Linked DNA regions of Homo sapiens: region 1 is linked to region 2. A link is an interaction called in ENCODE POLR2A ChIA-PET data of the cell type or tissue named here. Cell type or tissue: A673. All regions are shown on one strand. Links, peaks and the distances in the headings refer to the core of each region. The heading gives the core; the rest is flanking DNA. Region 1 holds the start of AGBL4 (AGBL carboxypeptidase 4). Region 2 overlaps AGBL4 (AGBL carboxypeptidase 4).

Region 1 (14,983 bases), core at 5,900-9,899, 1.5 Mb after region 2:
GGATAACTGGCTAGTCACATGAAGAAGATTGAAACATATACAAAAATCAACTCAAGATGGATTAATGACTTAAATGTAAAAACTAAAACTGTAAAAACCCTAAAGAAAACTTGGGAAATACCATTTTGCACATAGGCCCTGGCAAAGATTTGATGATGGAGACATGAAAAGCAACTGCAACAAAAACAAAAATTGACAAGTGTGACCTAATTAAACTAAAGAGCTTCTGCACAGCAAAAGAAACTATCAACAGAGTAATCAGACAACCTACAGAATGGGAGAAAACTTTTGCAAACTATGCATTCAACTAAGGTCTAATATCCAGAATCTATAAGGAACTTAAACAAATTAACAGGCTGGGCGTGGTGGCTCATGCCTGTAATCGTATCACTTTGGGAGGCCAAGGTGGGCAGATCACCTAAGGTCAGGAGTTCCAGACCAGCCTGGCCAACATGGCAAAACCCACCTCTACTAAAAAACACAAAAATTAGCCAGGCATGGTGGTGTGTGCTTGTAATCCCAGCTACTCAGGAGGCTGAGGCAGGACAATCACTTGAACCCAGGAGGCAGAGATTGCAGTGAGCAAAGATTGTGCCACTGTACTCCATCTTAGGTGACAGAGTGTGACTTTGTCTCAAAAAATAATAAATAAAAATAATAAAAAGCGGGCAAAGGAGATGAACAGGCAGTTCTCAGAAGACATATATGTGGCCAACAAGCAATGCTCAGCACACACATACATGCGGCCAACAAGCATATGATAAATGCTCAACATCACTAATTATTGGAGAAATGCAAATCAAAACCACAGTGAAATACCATTTCACACCAGTCAGAATGGCTATTACTAAAAAGTCAAAAAGCAACAGATGCTGGAGAGGCTGCAGAGAAAGGGGAACACATACACATAGTTAATAGGAATATAAATTAGTTCAGCTGCTGTAGAAAGCACTTTGGAGATTTCTCAAAGAACTTAGAACTACCATTTGATCTAGCAATCCCACTACTGAGTATATACCCAAAGAAATCTAAATTGTTCTACCATAAAGACACATGCACACATACGTTCATCGCCACACTATTCACAATAGGAAAGACATGGAATCAACCCAAAGCCCATCAACAGTGGACAGGGAAAAGAAAATGTGATATATATATATATACATAAAATAAATCCCCGCTCTACAGAAGCCATCAGCAAATATTTCTTTACACAAGCAACCACATCTATAATTCTCATGATAGCTATCATTTCCAATAACCTGTCTTCTGGACAATGAACAATAATAAATACTATTAATCAATTTTCATCCTTAATAATAATAACGGCCCTAGTAATAAAACTAGGAATAGCCCCCTTTCACTTCTGAGTCCCAGAGAGGACCCAAGGAACTTCTCTAATATCTGGCATACTTCTCCTTACATGACAAAAACTAGCCCCTATCTCGATTATATTTCAAATTTTCCCATCAATAAACATGAACATCCGCCTATCTATCACAATCCTATCCATTATAGTGGGCAGTTGAGGAGGACTCAATCAAATACAACTGCGAAAATCCTAGCCTACTCCTCAATTATTATATACATATATACCACAGAATACTACACATAAAAAAGAAAGCCATATAAAGAAACAAGATCATGTCCTTTGCAGCAACATAGGTGGAGCTGGAGGCCATTATACTAAGGGAATTAACGCAGGAACAGAAAACCAAGTACCGCATGTTCTCACTTATAAGTGGAAGCTAAACACTAATTACACATGGAGACAAAGAAGGGAACAAAAGACACCAAGACCTGCTTTAGGGTAGAGAGGGGCAGGAGGGTGAGGGTTGAAAAACCACCTGTTGGATACTATGCTTATTAGCTGGGTGATGAAATAACCTGTACACCAAACCCCAGCAACATGCAATTTATCCATATAACAAACCTGTGTATGTACCCCATGAGCCTAAAATAAAAGTTGAAATGGAATAAAATAAAAATACAAACATACATAAATACATAAATAAAGTAACACAGCCCATAATAGTAATTTCTTCCACAAAGCCAAGACACAGAGATTCATCTATTACTCCTGAAAGAAAGACAAGCAAACTGTAATTATTGGCAGGTTGTTTTTGATGTCCCTTCCCCAAGAGATTTATTTCTATAATATTTTTCAAAATATTTATTTAGGAATTGACAATCTTATATAAAAGTTTTCAATCCTATATAAAATTTTAGAAGTCTTTTTGTGTTTCATTGCTTTGTTTTCCTTCAGATGACATGAAAGTACACTTTTTTCCAAGTCTGTTTAGAGACTCAAAAGTATACACCCAACAGTTCTTAAATACATATGACAAATAAAAACATCTTCCTTTGAAGTTTTAAAAAAGAGAAATTTGTTTTATGGATCCCATTAAATAAATGAGGAATATAAAAAGCAAAGATTAGCATATTCCAATATGGTGAACACTATCAATGAAGTACTGCAAGCTTTTAAACTTGCAATAATTTTTATAATGAGAAACATCAAATTCATCTAAGAATGAAATTTTTCCTTAAATCTGTATTAAAATTAATACTCCATTGCTGAAATTTAACAACTAATAAAAATACTCTGAAACTCACATAGAACTGTGCTGTTCTTAAATGACTCAAAGAGAAAGCTGTGATTTTATTTAGAATATATATGCAAAATATTCACATCCTCTGACTTTCTTAATATATATAGATCTTTAGTAGCTTTCATTGAAAGTGACACTGAGCCACAATGCTGAAACTGAAGCAAATTACAACATTCACGGATCTCAGAAATACAGACATGATCAAAGAGCCTTAGAAGAAACAAGCACATAAACTTTCTGTCAAAAAATAGTTTTCTGTCTCAATACTTTTGAGATATTAATATTATGTTATAGCTCACTTATAATATAGAAAATCTAAAAGTGAGAAAAATATTTTAAACTTTTGAAAATATTTCCAAAAATGAATAAAATTATGTAAGTCCACATTCCCTTTTCCATAATTCCAAAATCACCAAATATCTAACTTTAGCACCAAAATTAATTTGATAGCAAAATCCAACCCAAATTTATGTGACTCTGTTTATAATTTTTATTCACTTACTGTGAATGTGATATTGATGTGTTTGATTACATCTTACTATCTCACACCCCATTGGGGGTATTATGTAATTGACAGTACATATGCAGTATTGCCTTTCCATAATAAAAAGAAATCTGAGTTCTGAAATATATTTGCATCCATACCTGCCAGATAAGGGACTGCAGACCTGGATTTCCTCTTCTTTTAAAGGTGATTTTCTCCTATGCCTTTAGGAAAAAAAATATTCTCTCTCTCTCTCTCTCTCTCTCTCTCTCTCTCTCTCTCTCTCACACACACACACACACACACACACACACATAAACACACACAGACACCAATTAAGATATCATTTCTCTGGGGGTGTAAGACATTGTATACTTTCCATAACTTATCTCTAATTTTCACCTTAAAAGTAGCTGTTATTATCCCCAGTTAAATACAGGTACTAAAACAAAAAAGGCTTAACTATTACTTTGTCCAACCACTAACACAAGCTATCAAACAATATTCTCATTTCTAAGGCGTTTTACAATTTCAACATTCTGCCCATAATTGGTTTCTGATTCATATAAACCTGCTTTTTAAAATAGACCCATTTATTTCACAGAGAGTGATAAAGGTACGGTCCATTTTAACAGACTGCATCATTTAAAAAAATGTTTGCCTACATGGGCTTCCACAGAATAACTTGACAAAATAGAAAAACAAATTATTTTACCGGGTAACTAAAATAAAAGCTTTTTTAAGATAGCTGGAAGAGAGGGAGAAGAAGCTAAGAAAAAGAAGCAGGTGCAATCTAGCATGAGACTAATACTCCTACATGTAATTAACTGTAAGGTTTTCTTTTTTATTAGTATTGATAATCAAATTTATAGGGAAAAAGTCCTGACATTTGTGTCCCCATTTTAAAGCACAAGATTTAAAAGAAGAAACTTCCTTTTATAAATCTGACCCTCTTACAGAGCTATCTACATGCTCTGTAAGAAGCTTGAATATAAAAAATTTCTAATGTATTGCATATACTTTACATATAAAAGCATGCTTAAGATATCTTAAGTGTCCCTTATTCCTCCAAGAAATTCCTCAAAATCTACCTCACACAGAGACCGGTCCCATGATACACAGTTCAGGTAACAATTCTACATTCTCCAAAACTTAATGTCTGCCTTTCTTCTGACAGCAAAGCAGTGAAAAACCAATGAAGAAAAAACAGAATTTCTTATACTCATCATTGTATGTTTATATAATTTCTTTTATATGTAAAGTATATGCAATACATTTGAAATTTTTTATATTCAAGCTTCAAGTGAACTACGGACATAACATTTATTGGACACTTCAAGTATATGATCTCTAATATTCACAGCTATCCTGCAAATATCATCCCCATTTTACAAATGAGGAAACTGAAGATCATAAAACTTGAGTCCAAGGTCCACATATAATAAGTCACAGTCACAAAAGTAGGGTTTACACAAGGATCTGAGCCCATTTCTTTCCATTTCACCTTGTTAGAATATGCTTAGTTTAGAATATTTCCTGTAAGGCAGGGATTTTCATCATGGCTATGATTTCTTCAGAACGTAGTATGTTGTAATACAAACACAAAGCCAAATAATGAATCTGGGTAACATTTAAATTGTCAAAAAAACTAATCTTCTACTAATTCTTTGCAGATCTTAATTAAGTTGTCAACTTCTCCGTGCCAAAACTTCTCCACATATAAAACATAGAGAATACCTTAAAGAGTTGTTATGAGACTGAAGTAAAATGTATAAAGCACTTAGTACAATGCGTGGTACAAAATAAACACTTCATAAATGTTGGCTATTTCAAGTGAGATTAAGAAATTACCAGATGGCCATATTTTGTATCAGGTGACTCCAGCCAGCAATAGCTGGACACCTAATCTAAAACCAGTCAATCCTGACACTGGACTGTGATTTAGTGGTAAAAGACAATAAGGGTCAATAAAATTATCTCTCTCAGAAATTTGAATTAAACAAAGACTGAGGCATTATTTGCCTAAATGACCTGGCTTTTTACCATCATCAATTTTCTACCATCAATGTTACCAATGACCTCTCTGTTGCTAAATCTAGTTTTTTAGCCCTTCATTTTATATTGTTTGGCAGCATTCAGTCTACTGAGTATTCCATTTATCTTGAAACATTCCTTTAGCTGTGCTCTAATCTCTCCAGTCGCACCTTCTCAGTCTCTTTGGAAGGCATTGAAATATTGCAGCTACTCAACACTTCATCCCAGGCCTCTTCTCCCTCTAGGCAATTTCATCCACACCCATGGCTTGAGTAATTATTTCTATGTCAAAATAATTATCTCTATGCCAGTTTACACTTTTCTTGTAAATTCAACTGCCTTGTCAATCTCTCTGCTTATCTGGATGTCCTAAAGATACCTCAATCTCCACTTATCTAAAACCAAATTAATGATCTTTCCTCTCACACCTACCCAAGGCCCCTTCCAATGCTCCCTATCCCAATAATGGCACCACTAACTATCCAGTTGAACAAATTAGAAAATGAGAAGTAGTCTTCGATACTTCCTTCTCCATCATCCTCATATTTCACTAAGTCCTATTAATTTTATCTCCTAAGTATTTCTCAATTCCTTCTCTTCATCTCCACTGCTACCTTCTAAGGTCTCTCTATATGCATTCTTGTATCCTCTGTACTCTCCTCAATGTAGCTGGTGGAGAGTATATCCTATATCCACTCTTGTATCCTCTGTACTCTCCACATTGTAGCCAGAGTTATTTTTTAATTATTCTAATCATGGCATGCTCCCACTTAAAAGCCTTCAATGGCTTCCCATTATTCTTAGGATTTCTGACCCAAATTCATATCATATTCTACAAAGTACTGGAAGATCTGGCTTCAGCGTACCTCTTCTCTCTTCCCATTGCCCCACATGTACCCACACTTGTCTCCTTTCAGTTCCTCAAACACAGCATAACATGTTTCCACCTGCTTGGGTTCTTTGCACATGGTTTTCCTGCTGCCTCGACCACTCTTTGCCCTTTTTTTCAATTATCCAATCCCTATCATATGTCAGCTAAAATATCACTTCCAGACAATATCAGTAATTCAGTTATTCATTTAAGAAATCTTTATTGAGAACATACTATACACTTAGAAAAGTTCTAGACATGTGGTATTGATAAAACAATGCCCTTGTAGAGCTTACATTGTAGTGGAAGGAGACAGGAAATAAGCAATACAAGCAAGTAAATTAAATAGTATGTTCAAAGGCAATAAATGCTATGAGAAAAAAAGGAAAAGAAGAACAAGGTAAGCTCATCCAAAGCAGGGAATTTCCAATGCCTAACTTATTGCCAGGCATATAGTTAGCACTCGATATTTGTTGAGTGGATGAATGAATAAAGGAATAAGCCTGTTCAAGTTATGAGGGAGCTAAAACTATAAAATGAGTAGAGGAGCTACTCAATAAAACAGAGGTGCCATGAAAGAAAGAGAAATAATGAAGGCCTTGAGACATAATGGTTCCTCGAACTTATTTCTGAGGGTGTCATAGTTTTCAGTTCCAGTTTCTGGGGTGTGGTGTGTATGTACCATAACCACACACACACACACACACACACACACACACACACACACACACACACCAGGACCAAAGTAATTCAAGTGGATCACTCTTGTAATGATAATACCTGATCAGGACATATATACAAGGTTATGTATACCACTGCCAACACCCATCACACACATATTCCCAAAGCCACTTCTTTTCTACCCACACACCCATGCCATCCCGTAACATCCAGTTCTTCAGTGGTCAGCCTCATTTAGAGGCAAACTCCCTCCCACATACTCAAAACTGTAAAAACCTTTGCTTTCTTCTATGACCCTGTGAGAAACTTAAAGTCAGTATCTCACAAATCCCAGCCATATGCACAAGGGGTCCCCTCAGGAATAGGATCCTGGGTCTCCCTTCCTGTCAGTCTTCCTGTCCCTTAAAGGCTATCTTCTACCCACAGAAGTGTGGACATGCACTCCTTTGATTCTGAATGACCTTCAAGATCATTGAACCCACACACACTCACACTCACGCTCCAGCCTCCTTTGGTAGGCTCCTAAAGGACTGGGGCTCCGGGTATCCCCTCAAGGCCTCTTGTCTTTTTAAGGACCCATACAAGAATTATTTGCATAAATTTCTCTGTGACCAGGAGTGACCCTGAGGACACTGCACATCCCCAAACACAAATACTCTAACTCCCCCTTCCATGGCACTGTCTGATATTAAAGTAACACACCTTCCACGTATACCTCCCTCTTTAGAGTCAGAGCCTCCTACTCCCACCCCGAGCCCAAATCATGCCCCTTTAGGGATCTCTCCCATGCTCCCACAGGGCAGTGTACACCCTTTCCATGACACAGCCTAGCCCTAGGATTAGCCTTCACCACAGGTGATCCCAGGATTAAGATCCTGTCTCTTCCCTCAGGTCCCAGCCCCTTTCGGGCCCATGTTCTGTCAGAAGTGTGCACACTAACCCACACTCCCCTCCACCACCCGGACTTCGAGGTCCCTGCCCGCCATTCAGAGGGGTGCACGCCACCCTTGACCCCTGACCCTGAAGTCATAACCCACCGCGCAAATATACAGGACCGCCTCCTCAGGAGTAGGACCATGCCCGAGTCCCCTGTTGCCTGAGACCCAGGACAGCCTGGCCGCCTCAGCCTTCCCCAGATCGGCCGCCCCCACAGACCTGCCTCAGGCGCCGACTGGCTCCCCTCCGCCATTTTTGTTGTCCCTCAGTCTCCGAGCTCACGCGAAGACCGCGGGGCAGTAGGGAGCGGGTGGTGGGATCAGTGGGCTGACAGGAGCTACCTCAGGAAGACGCGGCACGACGGTTGCCTGGGCAACGGGCGGCAGGCGCGCGGGTGGCCGGCGCGCGGCTGAGGGCGGGAGGGACGCCTGGGAGGAGCGTGCGTCCAAGGCCCCGCCCCCGCGGCGCGAGCCCGGGCCTGAGCTGGGACTTGGGCCCCGGGGCGCTGCTCCTCCGCAACCGATCCACCGCATCCTGGCAACTGAGCAGGCTCCGCCACCCCTAGAGCACAGGGGCCAGGTCTGTAGGGATGGCGCTTTCCTGACGGCGACCGGGGTCCTCGTACTGACCGCCCAGACTAGCTAAACTGGCTTTTCTGTGGTTGGTGCTCAACTTTGGGGACTTGGGACAGGTTTCTTGATTTCCCAAAGCTTCTCCCCTTGGTTTGCCTGGGTTACTCGTCTTCAACTGAAATGCACTGAAAACCAACTGTGTGCCCACCCCAACCCAAACACACAGAGGCCCAAAGGGTTCTGGCTCCTTGCCCCTCTGCGACAGCAACCCTCAACCCCAGAAAAGACTTATCCTTTTGCTGACGTATTTTTCAGTAAATATGGGCTGCTGTTTCCCACCTTTCAGTAGTGACACGCCGTTATCGTCTAAAACCAAGCTGGAACATTACCCGTCCTGACCAGCTCTGCCCTCCCGCAGTCCCCTGTATATTCCCTCTATTCCAAATGCTTTATGCATTATTTCCTTCTCGACCATGAGCTCTCTGATACCTACGGTTGTTCTCTTATCTTTGTATACTCCATAGTGCAGCGTGGTGCATGACACAAAGTAGGATCTCAGTCAATGTCTGCTGAATGGAAAATGGTGGTAATCTGAAAGGAAATGAGGTGGAGAGAGTGAAAGAGGGAAGGGGGAAAAACGCTAAGAAAAATGTGTTATTGAGCTGATTGCTTTAGTAGACAACTATTTTTAATCTTGCTTCAGACTCTGAAAAACAGGGTAGAATGTGTGCCTGCCGTTGTCCCACTGAAGAACACAGAGTCTGGGGCATTTGTCTCCTAATTTCTGTCTCCATTGGTTGAGGGTTGCTCTCCACCTTCCAGCTTGAACTCTCTCACATTTCCTGGTTATGCTTGCCAGGGCTGAGCAGACTTCTAGAGTTTGAGAGAAAGCCTTGAGGCAGAAATGCAGAGACGGACCGGAAGGCCTTCTAAGTAAGATGCTGGCCACATGCATGGAACTGTCCATTCATCTGCATTAAAATCAGGGATAAGAATCTTGTACAGAAAGTTACATGAAAATAGCTATCAGAATTATCTCTCACATTTGAACAGTTTAAAATTCACAAGCCATGTCCACACAACTATCAAGATGAATATATATGTGCTTTCCACAGTCCTAATGACACTTATGTAAAGGCTGTGAGGGTTTTGGGAATTTCGGTGTCGGAGGAGTCAATAAGGGCTAAGAAGAACAAAAGAACTACATTAAGTATAGGGAGATGGAAAAATAAAGAGAAAGATGTGGGTTCTACTCAGACTGATGTTATAGCTTTATAATCTTGGGCAAATCACTTAAACTTACTGAGCCTCAGTTTCCTCTTCCAACAAACTGAGACAAAGGTCCTGCCTACCACAAAGAGTAGCTCTAAGACACAAATAGGGTGATGAATGAAAATGCATTTGATGAGTATGAGCCAGGCTCTGTGCAGATGCTGAGGATAAAGAGACAAATATAACATTATTAAATTGAACCACATTGGTCAATTTAAATTTTAAGTAAAATTTAGAACTCAGTTATTTAATCAGAATTGCCACTTTTCAAGTGCTCAATAGCTACATGTGGCTACTGGCTACCATATTGGACAACATATGTATAGAACATTTCCATCACTGCAGAAAGTTTTGTTAGTCAGAATTGATAGACAAATGCCTTACTGGGCAGAGGAGACGAAAAGCCTGGAAAACCAGCTTGCTGACAGGACCAGGTTCGGTTCTCCTCTGTGTCAGCTATTCCTCAGGAAGCAGTGCAGGAGGGAGTATAGACTTCTTCACTACTGCTGGAGTCTTCAGAGACTTCCCTTTTGTTGTGTGAAAAATAACACAGCATGGGAAGTGGGGGGAAAACGTCCCCTACATGGGCTCCTGGGAATTAGTTTCCCCGTGCTACCATTCATATGTCCCTGGGAGGTCTGTCTTCCCCAGAGACCTCCTATGATTTCTGTCTCCACAGAAAACACCCACCCACAACAAGGGTGCCTTCTTTCAAGCAAAATATACCCTGTAGGATTCACCCACTCCCTCCATAAACATTCATTAAAATGATACCTTCCATGTGCCTGGCCACTAAGTTAGATGCAGAATGGAATGAGAGAAATATTTAATTTATAATCATATTTTTACGAGCACAAACTCATTTCATTCTCAGAGCAGCATTATGATATTTGTATTAATATCAGCCTCTTGTACAGAAGATGAAATTGAGGCTCACAGAGTTTAAGTGACTTATACAAAGTTTCAGGCAGAAAGTAGCAGACTCAGGGAAGACTGAAATTATGCTAGGAAATTCATCTGTGTTATCTCATGTAATTTTCACATCAAAAATACCATGCCTTTGAAGTTTACAAACTAATTGGAAAGAAAGGATTAACATGCACAAATTCAGTTTACAATTAATTTCCAAACAATGTGGTAAGAGCAATGACACAGGCATGCTCAGCAAAGTGGAGGAGCACTAAAGAGAGATCCCCTTGATGGGCATCTATAGCCACAGCCCACCAGAAGTATTCAAAATAGCCAATCCTAAATGTTTACTCTGCTCTACCTTGCGATTCTCACAGAAATCCCAATAAAGGCTTTGGCCTAGGATTTCCCCTTGCTCCTGTGTTCTGACACCAAACCAAAACCTGGTGTTTCCCCTGTGACCCTTCATGGCATAAACTTCTTTCCAAGCCTTGTTCTCATTTACTCCTGTGGCCACACCCACTTAATCATACCATATCCAACATTTATATTCTTAGGACATACTTGTTATTCTGCTCTTTAATAAACAGGCTATTGTTGTTTACTCTTTCCATGTAAAATTTTAAATCAGCTTGCCTAATTGCAAAAAAAAAAAAAAGAAAAAAAGAAAAAAGTAATAATGTTGCTGGTATTTTATTAGAATTGTGATAAATTTATAGATTAATTTAGGGAGAAATGACATCTTTATGATACTGAGTCCTTTTATCCAAGTACATGATATATCTTATAATCTGTTTAAGTCTTCTATGTCCTTCAGAAATATTTAACAAATAGTTTTTTTTTTTTTTTTGGAGACATAGTTTCTGTCACTGAGGCTGGAGTGCAGTGGCGCAATCTTGGCTCACTGCAACCTCTGCTTCACCGGTTCAAGTGATTCTCCTGCCTCAGCCTCCTGAGTAGCTGGGACTACAAGCACAGACCACCATGCCACCATGTATTTTGTTTTAGTAGAATCTGGATTTTACCATGTTGGCCAGCTAGTCTCAAACTTCTGACCTCAAGTGATTCGGCCTTCCAAAGTGCTGGGATATGTGTGAGCCACCACACCTGGCCAAAACATTATAATGAGATATTTTATATACATTTTCATACTATGTCTTTAAAATCAGGTTTGTGTTTTACACCCACAGCATGTTTCAATCTGAATTAGCCACCTTTCAAGTGCTCAGAAGACACATATGGCCGGCAGCTACCATACTGGAAAGCACAGGTCTAAACACTCTAATTAAAAGGCAGAGATTGACAGAGTGAATTGGGGGAAAAAATAAGCGAGACCTAATTCTATGCTGTATACAAGAAATTTACTATAAATATAAAGATATATATGGGTTAAAGTAAACAGAAGGAAAAACAGACTTTACAAACACTTATCCAAAGAAGGCTGGATTAATATCAAAGTAGACTTCAGAACAGAATATATTGCTAAAATAGTTAAAGAGGACATTACATAATTATAGAGGTCTTCTCAGCAAGAAGATGTATAACATCATTCTTAATAATGAATTACTGAATGCTTATGGTGTAAGGCCTAAAAATAACACTATATGCTGCCTTCACATCTAGTAAAAACAGGAGGGCCTGGAATTACCTAACCACAAGTTCTCCTCCCCATTCTCCTCACACAGATAAGGTCTCCAAGTCAAACAACACTCCTTATCAAACAGATCAGGTATAGTTCCGATTATCCCTGAGTGGTTTCAGTTCCCTACCAATCCACAGAATTATTCAAACAAGCCAATTAAATCCTCTCATAGGAAACAGGGAAGCACTCAACCCTTTTGAAACTACAAAGCCTGCTTCCTACAGCCACTGATTGTTCACTGTGTTCCTGAGTATAACCTCCATTTGGCCCTTTGATGGTGTACAATGTCATCTTCTCCTGGGCTGTGAGTATATGTGACTAATAAACTGCTCTCAATCTCATCTGTCATGTCAGGTGTCATGTATTCAGCCATTCCCATAACGCCAGGGCAGGAATTTCCCCTCACCAATGGGGTGAATGGAAAGTAATTAAACAAGTAATTAATGCTTTCCTCTATAAATCAGGAAGAAGAGAAGGATGTCCACTGTCAACACTTTTATTTAATATTGCACTGGAAGTCCTAGCCAGTAGAATAAGACAAAAATAAAATTCAGATAGACTGAGAAGGAAAATATAAAAATGTCTATATTTACAAAAGACATGATTGTTTGTATACTTAGAAAATCCAAAGGAATGTACAAAAAGCTACTAGAACTAATAAGCGAGTTTTCTATATGCACGTCAATTGCATTTCTATATACTAACAAAAAAACTTCAGGTTAAGAAAATAATACTATTTACAACATAAAAATAAAAGTACAGATAAATTTAACAAAATATGTGCTAGACTTGTACAGTGAAAACTATAAACTATTTTTGAAAGAAATTAAAGAAGACCTAAATAAATGAAGATATACACCATGTTCATGGATCAGAAAACAATATTGTTAAGATGTCAATTCTCCTGAAACTTATCTATAAGCTCCACTATCCAATAAATATCCAATAGCTACATGTAGCTATTTAACTTTATATTAATTAAAATTAAATTAAAATTAAAGTTCTTTGGTCAAACTAGCCAAATTACAAGTTTTTAATAGCCATATATGGCTAGTGGCTACCACATTAAACAAAGCAGATAAAGAATAGTTCTCAGCTGGGCACAATGGCTCACACCTGTAATCCCAGCACTTTGGGAGGCCAAAGCAGGTGGACTGCTTGAGCTCAGGAGTTCAAGACCAGGCTGGCCAACATGGCAAAACCCCATTTCTACTAAAAATGCAAAAATTAGCCAAACATGGTGGTGCATGCCTGTGGTCCCAGCTACTCAGGAGGTTGAGGTGGGGGGATCATGAGCCCAGGAGGCAGAGGCTGCAGTGCAATGAGCCAAGATCATGCCACTGCACCCCAGCATGGGCAACAGAGTGAGACCATCTCAAAATAAATAAATTAATTTAATTTAATTTTTAAAAAAAGAATAGTTCCATAATCACCAAAAGTTTCATTGGACAATAGCAATTTATAAATTCAATGCACTCTCCATCAAAATCCCAGTCATTAAATAAATTTTATAATTAAAAATGACAAGCTAATTTTAAAATTTATATATAAATAAAGGAACTAGAAGAGCCAAAACATTTTGTAAAAGAAAAACGTACTAGGCTAGGTGCCTTGGTTGCTCATGTCTGTAATCCCAGAACTTTGGGAGGGCGAGGTGGGTGGATCACTTAAGGTCAGGAGTTCAAAACCAGCCTGGCCAACATGGTGAAACTCATCTCTACTAAAAGTACAAAAATTAGCCAGGCATGGCGGCCAGTGCCTATAATCCCAGCTACTTGGGAGGCTGAAGCAGGATTGCTTGAACCCGGGCAGCAGAGGTTGCAGTGAGCCAAGATCACACCACTGCACTCCAGCCTGGGCAACAGAGCAAGACTCCATCTCAAAAGAAAGAAAAACATACTTAATAATAAATTACTAAATTGAAGGACTTACACTACTTGGTTTCAAGGTTTACTATAATGCTACAATAATAAAAACAGCATCTGATTTGCATAATCACATAACATACAGCATATAGACATATTTTATAGATCAATACAACAGAATAGCATCCAGAAAAAGGTTATACATGTATGGTACATTGATTTTTTTTGACAAAAGAGCTAGGGTAATCAATGGGGAAAGACAGCTTTTTAAACAAATGGTAGTAGAGCAATTGGTTATCTATATGCAAAAGTAACATGAACTTGGACCAATACCTTTACCATATGCAAATATAAACTTGAAGTGGATCATAGACCTAAAACTAGAATAAAAACTGTAAAACTTTTAGAAGAAAGCATCAACAAACATTTTTGTGACCTTGATTAGGCAGAGTTCATAGGACACAAAAAGCGTAACCATAGAAAAAATTGATAAATCAGACCTCATCAAAATTAAAAATTTCTGCTGTTCAACTCAGTATTAAGAAGACAAAGACCAACAACCCAATTATGGACAAAATGGTTGAACAAGAAGATATGCAAATGGATGATAAGCATGTGAAAAGATGTTCAATATCATTAGTCATTAGGAAAATGCAAGTTAAAATCACAATGAGATACCACTACCAAACACTATAATGGTTAAAATTTCAAAGACTAAGAATACCAAATATTAGTAAGGATGCAGAGCAACTAAAACTCTCATATATTGCTGGTGAAAATGCAAACTTGCACAGTTACTTTGGAAAACAGTTTGGCAATTTTTTTTTTTTTTTTTTTTTTGAGACAGAGTCTTGCTCTGTCAGCCAGGCTGGAGTACAGTGGCACAATTTCAGCTCACTGCAACCTCCACCTCCCAGGCTCAAGCAATTCTCCTGCCTCAGCCTCCTTAGTAGCTGGGATTACAGGCATGTGCCACTCACATGCCCAGCTAGTTTTTGTATTTTTAGTAGAGACGGGGTTTCACCATGTTGGCCAGGCTGGTCTCGAACTCCTGACCTCAGGTAATCCTCCCACCTCGGCCTCCCAAAGTGCGGGGATTACAGGC
Region 2 (14,983 bases), core at 6,118-10,117:
ATACTATTAGCCTAAAGTCTCACAACTTCCTATATGGGCCTATAAGCTAGGTTTGCTCCACTTTATCCAGAAGTTTCAGGGTTGCTTTTATTTGTGAACTTCTGGAGGGAGAGAGAAAAGGAGGGGTGTCAGCATCACCAAAATGTTCTGCTTGGAGCAGGCATCCTCAGTCTCATTTTCGCCACCAGCAGCAGCAGCAACAGCCACAAATTCTCTGTGAATGGCTTCTCTGTCTCTGGCCTTATGCTAAGGCTCTTGGGCCCCATAAATGAGTAAGACTGTTTTTGGCCCTCTCTAAACATCTCAGTCCAAGAAAATGGAAAGTTGAATTGGTAAGAGAGCTGATACACAATAAAAGTGAAATACCAAAGCCATTACCAAGTGTCAAATGAAATGTGTTTAGACAGTGGTTCCCTAGAAGCTCAGGGCCAGTGCACCAGGAAAGACTTCCTGAAGGAGGGGTCTTGTAGAATCAGTAAAAATCAGGGCAGCAGAGAGGAATGGGGAGGTGCCTAGCAAACACAGATGCTTCATTATTTGTGTTGGATAAATTAGTGATGAGACACTTCAGGTTAAAAGCATGGATGAAGTAGGGAACTTCATGAGGTCTCAGAAGAAAGAAAATATTGGAAAATGTTTTTCAAAATACCATACTTTCCCATTTATCTTCTCAGTTGATCCTCACGATTCTCTTTTTCTTTTATTTTCTGCTGAGGATTATGTCAGTTGAAGATTATGTTCCCATACCAAACAGTAAGAAACTGAAACCAGTTGAAGCTCTGGGGTTACTCCATCCAGGACAAGAGACTTACTTAATGTCTAATACAGCCAGGCAGTATCAGAGCTGGGAGCAGAACCCAGTTTCCTAACGGCTACATCTTTAAATCCATTTGACTTGACAATTTGAGTCTGGGAGTTGAGGATAGAATGTGGCTTGGGTTAGAGGAAGAGGAAGACTTTGGGATATTTCCTGGGAAAACTCCCTCTAGTTAGTGACATAGCACCCTCTTTATAACGCAGGAGTGTGGGAGAGGTGGGTTAATAGAAGGAGCTGGGCGTCCTTTGCACCACTCCATCCTAATATCCTGGCAAAGCACCTCGCTTGTTGTTACAATTCTGAGGGTAGCACCAATCCTGCCTGTTAAGACAATCATTTCACAGCAGTTGTTTCAAAGGAAGAGACTCAGGCATACAGGACATATGGGGACATCCAGTTGCAAAGGAGACCGCCTAAAGCAAGACTCAGGGGAATCAGGCAAAATGAGGTCATGCACAGGAACAAACATAAACCAGTAAGCTCCCTGAGGTGGAGGCTTTTTATAACCAGCATTAAATATTTATTGTATTGTCAGTCTTAGGACTGTACACAAAAAGGAGGAGGGGAGAACGAAAAGAACACAAGCATTAGAGTCTGATGACTCCCAGGCTCCTCCACTTACAACAAGCTGCACAACTTTGGTCAGATTCCTTAGTCTCCCTAAGCTTCTGTGTCTTTAGCAGGGAAATGAGGAGAATAATGCCTACTTCATAGGGGTGTTGTGAGGATTGCATCAGATCATGGAAGACAAAGCAATCAGTACAGGGCCTGGAGCCAAGTAAGCACTCAGTCAGGGCAGAACAGCAGTAACAGTAGCAGCTGCAGCGGCAGGAGGAGGAGGAGGAGTAGATTAGTAGTAGCAGCAATATCCACAGTAGTAGTGGTAGCAGCAGCGGTAGTAGCATTAGATTAGCAGTACCAGCAACAGGAGCAGTAATAGTAGTAGGAGCAGCAGCAGCAGTGGAGTAGTAATGGGAATAACAGTAGAAGTAGATTAGTAATAGAAGCAGCAGTAGCAGTAATAGCAACAGCAATGTTTTTACTAGTAGTAATAGCAACAGCAGAAGTAGTAGTTATAACCACACCAGCAACAATTGTTATGATGTTTATTGTTATAGAAAAAAGGATCTAATTGCCTTGGGCTGTGAAAAAGAATTTAGCTTTCAGGAAACTGTTGGAGGATTAAGTAAATCTGTCTCCTTCATCTCTCCATGGACCCTGGGGCCATGAAGATCATCCAGGACCGCTGACTCTAAGTCTAAAGCACTCTACCATACTATGCTGCCTTTAATGCTGAGTTGGAGCTTAATTCTGTAAGTAAAGGAAGCCATAGAGGAAATCTGAGCTGTGGAATGTCTCAGAGAGGTTGAGGCTTTGGGAAGATAAAGCCATAATTAGGATTCAGTTATCAGGGTGAGGTCAGGATAGAATTTTCGATTTGAGATTTTGTTCATTCTTTCTTTTATTCTGCTGTAGTTACTGAGTGCCTCTGACCTGTCTGGAACCATTAGGTTCTATGGGAGGTGTGAAGACAAATAAAACCTGAACTTTGCCCCCAAAGACATTAAATGATAGTGGGGGAGGTGACAATCAGCTGAGTGAAATAATTAATAAACAGGCCTGGCGCAACAGCTCACGCCTGTAATCCCAGCACTTTGGGAAGCCCGGGGTGGGTGGATCACGAGGTCAGGAGATCAGGACAATCCTGGCCAACATGGTGAAACCCTGTCTCTACTAAAAAAATACAAAAATTAACTGGGCGTGTTGGTGCGCGCCTGTAGTCCCAGCTACTCAGGACGCTGAGGCAGGAGAATTGCTTGAACCCAGGAGGCAGAGATTGCAGTGAGCTGAGATCGTGCCACTGTACTCCAGCCTAGTGACAGCAAGACTCCATCTCAAAAAAAAAAAAAAATTGATAAACAGATGAATAAGCAAAGTGTTAGGGCAACCGAGAAAAGAAAGCAATTAATGACAACTGCTAAGACTGGGAGGATATCATGAAGTTGGGACACATGAGCTAAGTCTTGAATGATGAGAAGGATTTTCTTAGTTAAGAGGAACAGAGATGTTGGCTGGAAATTAGAGAGAACAAGCAGGAATAACCAGTGGGATTTGGCAATTGAACAGAAATGGGGCGTGAAAGACACAAAAGTCGGATGATATCCAGGCTCCTGGCTTGGACAGTTAATTTGAAAGAAGTACCATAAAATGGGGTCATGTTTTATGGAGCTCCTGGAAGCTTCTAAGCAGGGAATGGGTTAACAGGAGAGCATCTGGAGACAGGGAGGCCATTCCAGCAATCCAGGTAGGAAATAATGGTGGGAGTGGCTAGGAGGGAAAGCATGGAAAGGATAGAGGGAGGGAAATGCACAACAAACCTGCCAATAGGCATTATTGTCCCATTTTAGAGATGGGGCAAGTAAACTGCTCTAAATGATTTATAAGATGATTAGCAAGCGGTGGAGCTGAAATTAAAATTCAGGTCTATCTGACTCAGAGTCACTCCATAATACTACCTGAAGGCAGACACACCAAAGAGGCAGAAGCAATGGGACGTGGTGGTTGGTCAGCTGTGTGGGGAGAAAGACATAAAGGAGTTAAGGCAAGGGCAGGGCTTCCAACCTGAGCAATTAGATGGAAAAAGAGAATATTAACCAAGGCAGCTGATGCCAGGGAGAGAAGCAGATTTGGACTTAAGATTGACATGGGGTCAGCTAAAAATAGATCCCAGGTCTTTAGGGGAACAAGTAAATTTTAAGCACTAAGGAGTTATAATAGGCATCATTAGGATGACTTTCTGACTTGTTCGGGCTTAGTGTCGAGGTCTGGGGCTGAACCGAGAGACAGAGAGGTGTGGTAGAGTTGTGTTTGTATCCAGGGTCCACATCCTGTCCTAGTTACTTACTGGCTGTGGACCACGGGCATGAGATTAATCACACTAATCTGAATTTCTTCATCTGCAAAGTTGAGAAAATAAGCCCTGACCAGCACACCACCTGAATTTGGTGTATGAAGACAGATATGTGAGTGCCTTGGGGGAGTCCTGAATTTCAGCTGGCAGAGAAGATCTGTATGATTACTTCATAAAGATGATCCCTGAGATGTTGCATGCCAATCAAAGTAACATAAAAAAAGTTTTGTATGTATCCTGGTAAGATTTGTTTGCTATGATTTTGACAAAACATGGTATCTTGTAGAATCTATTTCCCCCTTCTCTTTTTAGTCTAGTTATTTCAGCCTCACATGAGGCTGGGTGAATATCATGTTCAACACTGTCTTCCCATTTGTTCAGAGTCCCAACTTCCAAAGCCTCTTTCCCCTCCCTCAAGGGTTCAGGGTTTTTGGGTGACCTCACTCTCACCATACCCACTATTTATTCATTCCACACTCAGTGAGCACAGACTCTGCTACGTAATCTGTGTTAAGTGCTAAGACTACAGAGATGAATAAAACCTAGGTCCCTGGCTTGACACTGATCCCTCAGTGTGACTGCCTTTCTTCTGGACACTCCTCTCACTCTTGTCCTCTACTCAAGAAGCATTTGTACTTCTGTCTGTACGTCATCTGGGGAGAAGAAAAGCTTTGGCTCTAGAGAAGGGATTTCCAACTCTAGCAAGCAGATGAGAGGCAGAGCAGGGGTGAAGATGGCTTGAGAAAAGAGTTTTTCTCAGTTCCAGGTATTTTATAGATGTTATTATATTCAATTCTCACCATAAATATAGGAAGTAGATATTATTCAGTTCATTTTACAGATGAGGATCCCGAGACTTAAAGAGATTACATTATTTGCCCAAAGCCATACAGCTTAACAGAAGAGCTGGGATTCACACTCAGGTTGGCCTGACTTTAAACTCGGGCTGTTCCTATTACGTTATGTCTCCCCTCTGCTTTGTGGCCCTGATGCCCCTTTGGCTGAGCTCAGCCAAAAGGTACCAGACTTCTTTAGTGCTCAGAAGGCAGGAACTTAGAGGAAGAATTCCGAACAAGAAATGAGGGACATAGTAGGCTTATTTCGCATACCCCAGATGGAGGAAGTGATAGGGAACCAGAGCTAGATTATCTGCTTGGGGCCAGTAACCCAGAGAGTGTCACGATGGGTCCAACAACCCTGCTGAGATTCCAGGGGCCCTCTGCATGTCAAGGGATAAATGGGCCCCTTGCCTAAACGCTGCTCTCTGGAGGACTCTGGAGTGCCTAGAAGAAGGTCAGACAGGTGTGTGGGAATGAGAGATAGGAAGAAGGCAGGGCTTCAGCAGCAAGTGCTAAAAAGTCCTGAAATCATTACACATTTTTCCCAGCCTGTAAACTTAACATGCTTCCTTCCCCTCTCCCTATCCCCCACTACCTCTAAATGATGCCATTGTTTACTTGTTATTCTGCTTTAACCTGTTTCTTTTTTTGACCTGATTTTACCTGGAGACAAATGGATAAGGCCCAGCACAAAGTAGTGGAAGGGGAGCAGTGTTTGAATCCAGGTTCTCACTAGCCACATGGGTGTAAAAAAAAGGTGTTTACCTTTAGGGTTCTCATTTTTTCTCATCTTCGAAGTGTAGAAAATGATACTTACCTGATAGGACTGTTGGGAACATTGAATAAGGCAATGGATACAAAGGGATCTAGAACTACACCTGACACACAGTATATGTTCAGTAAACATCTGGATGTATGAATCGATGCTGCACAAATGTTAATCAGCTTACACTTCCATAGTTGGCTCTGTTCTTACTATGTAGAAAAATGAGTTGGGTTCTCTAAGGCAGGTCTCAGGTGTGTCAGTTGAGTTACAGTGAAAGGATACTAGTTCTTTCTGTGTTTACCGCCCCGCCTCCATTTAAAAGGCAATAGAAAAAGCTTCTAGACAAAGGCTCACTGTTGGCTGCCGCAAAGCAAACATTATCACCAACCTCCTCTGCTGGGGGCTTAGCAACGAAGAAACTGGGTAACCTCCAGTTTGTCTGCTGCAGCTTGAGGGTAAACAGACTTTTAGTCCTGTCTCTGCACCTCTGAACTGATACAGAGCAAAACTAGCACTGCATCAGTATGGAGAGTTGTGTGAGAGCCAGGTTGAGACCTGTCATGATCCCTCTCCTTCTCACCCCTACTTTTTGCATAGTTGTCTGTCTCCTTGGAAATGCACAGAACACTGCTTTGGTGGCCAGCTCCACCCACCTGTGGCTCTAATCTGAGACAGACCTGGCTGGACAAGAAGATAGGCTGGTGCGCCCCCTGCTGGAGCCAGGTGGGCTAGTAGCCTCTGGCGGGTTGTACACCTCTTGGTGCTGTCCTCCATCTCAGTGCTGAAAACCTTTCCCCTCTAGCTTGAGGTCATAGGTATAACCTTGTTCAAGAAAGCTAAGGAGAAGCTAAGCAGGCCAAGACCACACAGAGGGCTGCTGACAACCCCTGGGCTCTTGCTCAGTCCTTTTTTTCTGCTCTGCCAATGTGGAAAAGCAGACAGTCATCTTGCAAACACACCCTCCTACAGGCTGCCTTATAGCCAGCTTTTTTTTTTCTCTCTCTCTCTCTCTCAAGGAATGGGAAATTTTATCAGAGTCCATATATGCTGTAATTCAGAGACAGTTCATATCACTGTGTCTAGCATTAAGTACTAACTATACTGTACACTCCATTTGCTGACATCCAGAAATGTAACATCCTGTCCCATGTCATTTCAGTCCAGAGAAATGACATGAGGTGATGCTTCGGAGCATTCAGCTTCCAACCCAGCATCCCCCTAGAGAGGGAGTCCCCTCTATTTCCTCCCAGACAGATGTTCGTTCAGATTCTTCTTGCACACCTGTGGTGATGGGGAGTTCATGGTCTTCCAAAGGAACCCATCCAGTGGTTGGCAATTCAATTCACTAGAAGGTTTTCCTCATCCTGAGCAGAAATCTGTCTTACTGAGACTCACTCCCTGGATTTGGTTATTACCTCTCCAAATCCAGGAGAGGTAATAAACTTGTTTGGCAGCACAGAACAAGTTTGCTTCTTTTGTCCAATGATGTCTGTTTAGCTTTTTGGAGACTGTGATCTTTCTTTCCTATTCCCACTCCCTCTTATTATGTATGTATGTATGTATGTATGTATTTATTTATTTCAGCCAGAGTCTCACTCTGTCACCCAGGCTGGAGTGCGGTGGCATGATCATGGCTCATTGGCTCACTGCAACCTTCACCTCCCAGGTTCAAGCAATTCTCCTGCCCCAGCCTCCTGAGTAGCTGGGATTACAGGTGCGTGCCACCACGCCTGGCTAATTTTTGTATTTTTAGTAGAGACGGGCTTTCTCCATGTTGGCCAGGCTGGTCTCGAACTCCTGACCTCAGGTGATTCTCCCGCCTCAGCTTCCCAAAGTGTTGGGATTACAGGTGTGAGCCACCGCACCCGGCCTATTTTTTATTTTAAACAATAAACTGCTCCAGTCTCCTCATTCCTTTCTAATGGGGAAGGATTTGCAGATACCTCACTTTCCTAGTCATATTCCAAATGATCACAGCTACCATTTAGTGAGCACATAAATATTTTTGCCTACATTTTCCACACGTAAGTTCATTAAACTTTCATAACTATTATAACAAGGTAGATATTACTATGACCATCTTTCAGGTGAGGAAACTAAGATCTAGAGATGTTAAATAACTTGCCTAAGATCACACAGTTTTATTAAAGAAATAGAAGTAGGGTTTGAATGCAGAATTAGAACCCAAAGTTGCCTGGCTCCAAGTTTTTGCTCTTAAATAATCATTATACCTGCTGTTTGTGTAGTCTATGATCCAATTAATCAATGTAGTTTTAACTATATGGGCCAATATGTGATCACATTATGGAAGTGACCTGGCCAAGGAAACATGGATCTAGACTATTGCCTCTCTCATCTTATGCAATCTGCCTCTTTTCATGCTATCTAAAATGATGCTATCATTTCCAAAAGGCTGATACACTCTTGGTGCATGCCAAGCTGGTTGCAGTCAATTAAACTCCCCAGGACTTTGACACGGGAACTGCTGGAAATCAAGACTTGACTGTTGTCCCTTATTTTGAAAACAAAGTCCCTGACCTCAAAGTCAGGGTTATATCAGTTTTGGGGTTTGCCTGTTGGTTCTTGAGTAGTGGGGACTGAAAGGGAAAGGTGCCAAGAATGCTCAGAGGAACAGAGGAGCTGCACAAAACACTTTATTTGTGTTCCTCTGGGCAAAACGAACCCAGGGGAGAAGCTGTATATACAACATGACATTTGTAGCCAATCAACATATGGCTCTTTGTCATCATTTCTGAAAACTAGCATGCAAAGGAGAACAAGTTTTCTTTTTGATTTTTGTAGCAAACTTCAATAATCTCCAACTCAAACAAACAAACAAACAAACAAACAAACAAAAAATGCTTTAGTGGAGCTCTGTGCTAAGGGATTTTCCTCCCTGGAGCCTCCCTTCCTCTCCCTGTGTTCTAATCCTCATTTCCGGGAGGTCATTTTAATTAGCAGGCTGTCATGGTGACTCAGCCTGCTGTTTCCACAGACAGGAAGGGAGCAGACCCCCCTGGACCCATTCATCATACAAAGGCACTTTACTCTTCACAAAAATGCCAATATTTAGCTTGCCACACCTTGGGAATTGCTACTACTGTTTTATTTTATCATTCCTCCCTGCCTCAGGGTGCATCCTTCTGTCTTTTGCATCTTCCTTGCCTGGCAATCACCCTTTCCTCATTGCAGATTAGCAATGCCTACATCTTCAGGGGCCAGGCTTAATCCCTGTCACCTGGGATCTGGAGACCTTAACCATAATAAACCTTTTAAAATGAGTGACCAGTGCTTTTTGTCTTTAGAGCTAAAATTTTAATTAAACTACCGAGGAAATTGGGAAACAGCTCTCAAAACAGTTTTCTAAATCTGCATGCTGGGGTTTGAGGGAATCAGCAAGCATGCAGCTTAGATACAGTGACCATATATTTAAGTCCACCGTTGATTTCAAAAATTCTGTCCCATTGTTCCCTAGGATGCATTTGCCCTTTGGTTGCATGTGTTGTTGCTGTTGTTTTGGATCAGAAAATACAAACACTGCATTTCTAAAGCTGTAAACAACCAAGCCTATTTAAAAGGTAACCATCTGCAGTAACTATAAAACTTAAAAATGTAAAGTGGCTTTGAAAGAACTGACCTGATATGTGTCAAATCTCTTAAAAGGGATGTGTAGGTTTTCCTCATCTTGGAAGATCTCTATGTTGTAGAAAATAGCATCTGTGCTCACCTGGTTCCGATCTCCTATTTTGTTCCTGAGCTTTTTGAGCTGAAGGCTTACAATTGATTTTCCATTGGAAAAAGGGAAAATCAGTGATGAAGTTTCTCATTGTATCCCTTCCCTTTCACTAGCCTATGCATTAATCCACAAATCCTTGGAAGCTAGAGAAGAGTGATTAATTTCATTCCCCAGCAGAAAATGCATGCTCCTGTCCCCATAAGACCTCCCAGGACTCCGTGTCTTTAAAAAGGGGTTGAAGGGTCTTTGTGGTTCACTGAGCTCTTCTTGTCCCCTTTGCTGTTGGGGTAGTTGCTGGCTGGGCCCCGCAGGAGTGGGTGCTTGTAAGGAGGGGATTTTTCTTTCCTGCAAAGGGGGAGATAACAGAAAGAGAGAAGACAGCCCATATACACACTGTGATGAAATCATTTGTGTGCATGTCTATCTTCCCCACTGGACTGTAGCCTCCCAGGAACAGTAACCTAGTCTTCTTCCCACAGACACTAAAGGTGACAAAAATGAGCAGACATTGATACTGTCTTCAAGTTGCTTATAGCTTAGGAGAGGGGATAATTGTATAAAATAACTACACAAAACAATAACTATAATATGTGTCAGGAAGTGGTTAGTGTCATAAATATGAGAATCTCTTGAACTAAGTTTGAATTCAAATTGAAGATGTGGCTTTTGTAACCCATCAAGCTCTGACCTTGGTACACCCATTTTTCTTTACTGTTGATGAGTCATGAATAAGGTAAAGACAGAATAGGTGGCAGCACATAAAGGGACACTTTGCCCTAACATACTGCCCCCTCCACCAGGAAGCCTCACTGCCTGAAAATCCACATTCATTGAAGAGCCTTGCTAACATAACAAGGCTGCCAGAATAGGTGAGATACAGCCCTGGAGCACATGCATGGTATGTTACTTACGGGCAATGTCATCTTGAAGCAGTTCCTTACCTTCTCTGGACTTCTATTTCTTTATTTCTAAAATAGGAGAAAAATTCATGTCCTTCCTGCCTCTTAGGCTCTAGTAAATGGAAGTTGAAGAGGTGCTATTCATCTGTCATTGAAGGATGTTGTTTTTAACACCCAAACGGAGCATAGGACGTAAGTATGTTTTTATGGGGAAAAAGAAGAGGGAAGCCCAGATTTGGTCATAGCTGGGGCAGCCATGGGGGGATAGTGGCAAGGGGATAAGTTGTGCAGAGGCTAGAGAGGACAGTGAATGTGCAGAAGGACTTAGGGAGGGTGGGCTAGGAAGGCAAAAAGCCATCAACCAAAGATGGGGACACGAGAGAGCAAGGAGCCACTGGAAGGCAAAACATCCCATACCTTTAGGCCTCTGCAGAGGCTGTTTCCTTCCCTACCTCTCTAGTCTCACCTCTTTTTGGAAGACAAACTCCCACAAAATAAGCCTCCCCCATCCCCAGGCCTTTGTAGCACTTTGTACATTTCATCGCTCCTCACCCTGCTGTTTTCTAGGTTGTTCTTTGCTCATCTCTTTCTCTCATGAGACGATAAGTTTGATGTGTACGCTTTTTCTCTATAATTCCTGAGCCAAGTGCAGGTCTGGTGTGGAGTAGGTGCTTGAGGAGTATTTGATGACTAGAAATGAACTTTCTGTCTTATCTTTACCATATCATTTACTCTAAACGTTCTGGCCTTGTCACTGCCATGGAATGTGTCTTGTTAGGTCCTGCTTCTGTCTGTTCTCTACTCTATTCCCCAATACAGAATACCCTTTATCCCCTTTCTATTTCATCAGTCAAAATTCCATATGTCTGTTAAAGCCAAGTTCAAATGCCACTTCTTCTCTGAAGTTTTCTTGGACATGCCTGCCAGCTACAAAATACTTGCCAGATTTGGTAGGAGAGGAACTTCTGCTTGGGTCTCACTTTTCTTTTCTTTAGTGTGAAGGGGTTGAAGTCGGTAATTTTGGGGGCTTCTTCAGTTCTACCACAGCTCAGTAACAGTCATGGATTATTTAGAATTTAATCTATGCTAGGCCCTGCACCATGCACTAAGGATACAGAAGTAAGTAAGACTGAGGACACTGAAGCTACCAGAGAAGCCAGACATGCATAGAAGCCATGACAATACACCACAGGACATACCATGCTAGAGGTATGTACAAAACACAGTTAGGAGCTCAGCAGAGAGGAAGCAGCTCTGTCTCGGGCAGAGAACATGGACAAGGAAACAGGTTGTGATATTTGGACTGAGTTTTGAATGATAATTATGAGCTCACCATCTACAAGCAGAAAGGGAGCTCATTCCAGCAAGAGGAAAAAGGATGTACAAAGACATGGAGGCAAGAAAACAGCTAACTTGTTCAGGCTGAAGCATAGGGCACGAGGTGACAGAAATCAGGTGGGAGGGACAGGGTGCTCACAGGGGTGGAGGGGTGGTAGAAAGCAGTAAATGAAGTTTAAAATGTAGGCCAAGGTCTTGAATAACAAGAAGAGTTGAAACATTACCCTAAAGGTAATGGGGAGCCATAGAAGGTTTTTGAGAGAAGGCATAATCTGATACATAGTTGAGTACTTATACACTTTTCAGTATTGTTTGTTATGTTTGCATTTGTACTTGCCTTTATCCTCCATAAATCTGAGCACACAATGGGCAGGGGCTATTTATAATCCTCTAGCAGTTGGCACAAGGACTGGCACGTAGTGGGCTCCAGTGTGTTGAGGAGCTGACAAGCCCCGTTACACACACATACACACATCATAACCTCACCATGGAGCCAGCCCTGCCAGCCTGTGACTAAGCCTGAGTCCACCTCTTGCTCAGAGGCCACACTCATGCTCTGTTTACCTACAGAAGCACACCTGCTCTGTTTCTTCTTCCTGTCTGATTTTGTCCCCTTTGCTGGAGCATTTTGGGCTTGCGACTATACCACTGTGTGCTAAACAAAATGTGGGACCTCAGCTTTGGTCATCAATGCCATGCCCCTGAGCCTGAGCTCTTGTGCCCACATTGCTGCCCCTCCTGAGGGACCCTATCTGAAGGGTGTCCCAGTATCCAATGATGCCGGCAGGCTTCTGCCAGCGTGTGAGCAGAAAGTGACATATTGTAATTATCCATGGAGATGGGAGAAAACAAAGATTAGTTTTGAGTCAAAACATGTAATTTTCCTTTAAAGCCAGACTGCTCTTTCACTTAAACTATTTGATGCTTGGGTGGAAAATAATACAAAAAAGGGGAAGTATTTATATCCCAAATTAGAGCTCAGAGTCTTGTATCCTCCTGGGAATTCATTTTTAAAGGATTACTGACCAATCTAGAGCTAAATGGTGCTCACAGTTTGATGAGGCAGAGGTGTGTGCATAGGGAGGAGGTTATTAAGTTTTTTCTTAATTTAAAGGTGGGTGCATTTAGCTCAAGTCCTCAAAACTCTGAACTCATGAGGAAGGAGCTCTCTAGATCTTTTCTGAAGAGGGCTCCAAAGCTCAAGGCAAGGAAGTGCCATGAACAGTTAAACTCAGGGCCCTGAGATCTCCCCTATGTCCTTTAGATCCGTGTCGGGGTTCCATCCTCTCCCATCTCCACGAACTCTTCACTGGTAGACACTGAACACACTGCATGGCAGGGTGAGGGCCTGTGCTCCAGTCCTGGCTCTGACCACATGACTCTGACCAGCTCCTTCTGCTCCCTAAGTCCCCATGTCCTCATCTGTATCGTGAAGAGAGTCTAGAGGATCACTAAGGTCTCCCTGAGTGTCAGCACCATTTCATTGGTATATGACAATGCAACATGCAAGAAAAAAATGATTAAGGATCAAGATAATTTTATTTAGGCAGAGGACCTGAAAGAGACAATCCCCAAATTAACTTGTAAATGAGATTCTAAGAATTCTTTTGAGTTTTATAAAGCTTTAAACGTTTAAGAACTTTAACCAATCACGAATGACTTCTAAGAATGAACTGAGCATTTTCCTCTAGATGTGAGCTCCTCAGAGGCAGGGGTCATGCTTTAATCAGCCACTCATCCCAGCACTTCCCTCCTGTCAGGGGCCTGGTATAAAGTGTTGCTTTTCCTGAGTGAATGAATGAATGTATACATGCACGTATGCACAATGCAGGACAGGCACTTCAGGGGCACAAGAAATAGACGTGATTCTCCTGCAAGAGTTTCTAATATGCCATGGTGGTGGGGCACAAAGACCCTAGATGATTTAGAAACAATCTGGGACAGGGTATCAGAATACCTTGTCATGAAGACTCTATGACATGGGGCTAAGAGATGTATGACTCATAGCATTGTGGAACATAGGCCCTGAGACATCACCCAAACAAATAAGTCAAAGACTTGCCCTAGGTCTTGATGAGTTGGTTGGAAATCTGGGACTGCAACCCAGAAACTGGAGGACATGAAAACATTTATTGAGCATCTACTAGCTGCTGGGCACTATACTAAGCTTGTATCCATTCTACAAAACCATATTTAGAGATTGTTGTTATTATCCCCATTTATAGGTAAGTAGAAAAAAGCTTCAAGAGGCCAAGAAACTTGCCTAAGATCCTATAACTCACATGAGTCTGAGACAGAATTTGAACCCATGCTGATGAACTTCTACTTGCGGTGAACCTTAGCTAGACTTCAATTCAGCTTTCAAATCATAAAAGCCTAGGATGAAACCCTGGCTCTCCCAAAAACTCTTTGACCTCAGGCATCTCAGACCTTCTCATCATCTTTCTTAGTCTCCTTTTCCTCATTTGTAAGATGGGAAATACAATGTCTATGAGGAATAAATAATACAATGTACACAAAGTACTCTGTACAATAAATAACGGTGATTTATATTGTTTTTATCAATAACAGCGTAGGGAGGAAGGTGCATCAGTGCAAAGGCCCTGAGGCACCCACATACATGAGCAAGGTCATGGCAAAGGTCAGTGGAAAGAATGGTCTGGCAGGAGCCGGGAGTTGGGCATTGTCATGTCCTTCAAGTAGGATGGACCACTGAAGGAGTGGGAGATGAGTCTAAGAGGTAGGGCAGGGCCAGCACATTCCAGATGCCATGTGATGTCACTGTTCTCATGCTAGCTGGGTTCACAGCCAGTGGTCATGGAAGTGCCCAGTGCTTCAGGCTCTGGCCAAGTCCTCAGACAGGATGGAGGCTCACCTCCTGACCTTCTCTCCTCAGCAGCCCTGCAAGTTGGCCCCAGAAGAGGACCCAAGGTAGAACTTCTCAAGGGTGTGTCCTCTCCAGCCCAAATCTTTACATCTTGAGGGAAGGAGACTATCATGTACTGACAGCACTGTGCTGGGTGCTTTAACACATATCTCATAATAATCATGTATGTGAGGACTGCTGTCCTCACTTTATAGATGAGGAAACCGAAGGATCAGAGAAGTTCATATAGGAACCTCAGAGGATGAGGTATCAGGAGAGGTAGCACATAGAAACACCCAAATTTAGAACAATGACTGAACTCAGCTCCCCAGCAAGCCCCATCCCTGTGGATTCCTAAGTTAGAACCAGAAATGTGACCATGCCCTCACTGTCTGACCCCTTAATGACACTTTCTTTATGCTCAGGAACTATGCTCTTCTGCCCCATAAAATCTCGGTGGCAGGGCCAGGATTATCTTTCCTGCGGCACAGATGGGATGCTGAGTGTCAGCAAAAGGCTAAGGGAAGTTGCCCCTGAATACAGCCCGTGGAGCAGAACTCAAGCCGAAACCTCTCTGCTCTGCCACTTACCGCAGTCTCGGCATGGGAATTGCCACCTTTTCAACCACGGGGTTCAGCCGATAATAGTCCAAAAAGGTTCTTGCCACATTCCGCCCCAGCTTCATATCTGCAGGTGTGTGCATTAAGGAGCAACTTCGAAAACAGATTGAGACAGAGTGAAAAGAGAACTACTAATAAAAATAATAACAGTAATAAAAACAGTTACACACTCATTGTTCTAAGCTTTTTGT

Evidence for each region. ChIA-PET counts read pairs that join two places held together with the same protein. Peaks named below come from ENCODE experiments on the same cell type or tissue, not always from the same donor. Only the 100,000 strongest peaks of a DNase experiment are listed, where the experiment ranks them.
Region 1: POLR2A ChIA-PET joins it to region 2 with 5 read pairs; 1 of 35 experiments calls an interaction of 5 or more read pairs at or near these places.

What each region holds. Positions count from the first base shown.
Region 1 is chr1:50,015,926-50,030,908 of GRCh38, forward strand. AGBL4 (AGBL carboxypeptidase 4) reads right to left here and starts at 8,029. Exons shown (of 14, transcript NM_032785.4): 1 at 7,838-8,029. The coding sequence starts at 7,871. LOC105378708 (a long non-coding RNA gene) reads left to right here and starts at 8,096. Exons shown (of 3, transcript XR_947311.3): 1 at 8,096-8,197. It also overlaps the pseudogene MTND2P29. In A673, for the core only: no CTCF peak of the experiment used is centred there; a DNase peak (open chromatin) is centred at 8,006; H3K4me3 peaks cover 839 bases; H3K27me3 peaks cover 641 bases.
Region 2 is chr1:48,524,880-48,539,862 of GRCh38, forward strand. It overlaps AGBL4 (AGBL carboxypeptidase 4), which reads right to left. Exons shown (of 14, transcript NM_032785.4): 12 at 14,763-14,859; 13 at 10,011-10,037; 14 at 7,975-9,414. The coding sequence ends at 9,294. Among named protein-coding and RNA genes, the nearest start is that of SPATA6, 60 kb to the left of the region's middle. RefSeq lists an enhancer at 1,346-1,847. In A673, for the core only: no CTCF peak of the experiment used is centred there; a DNase peak (open chromatin) is centred at 8,302.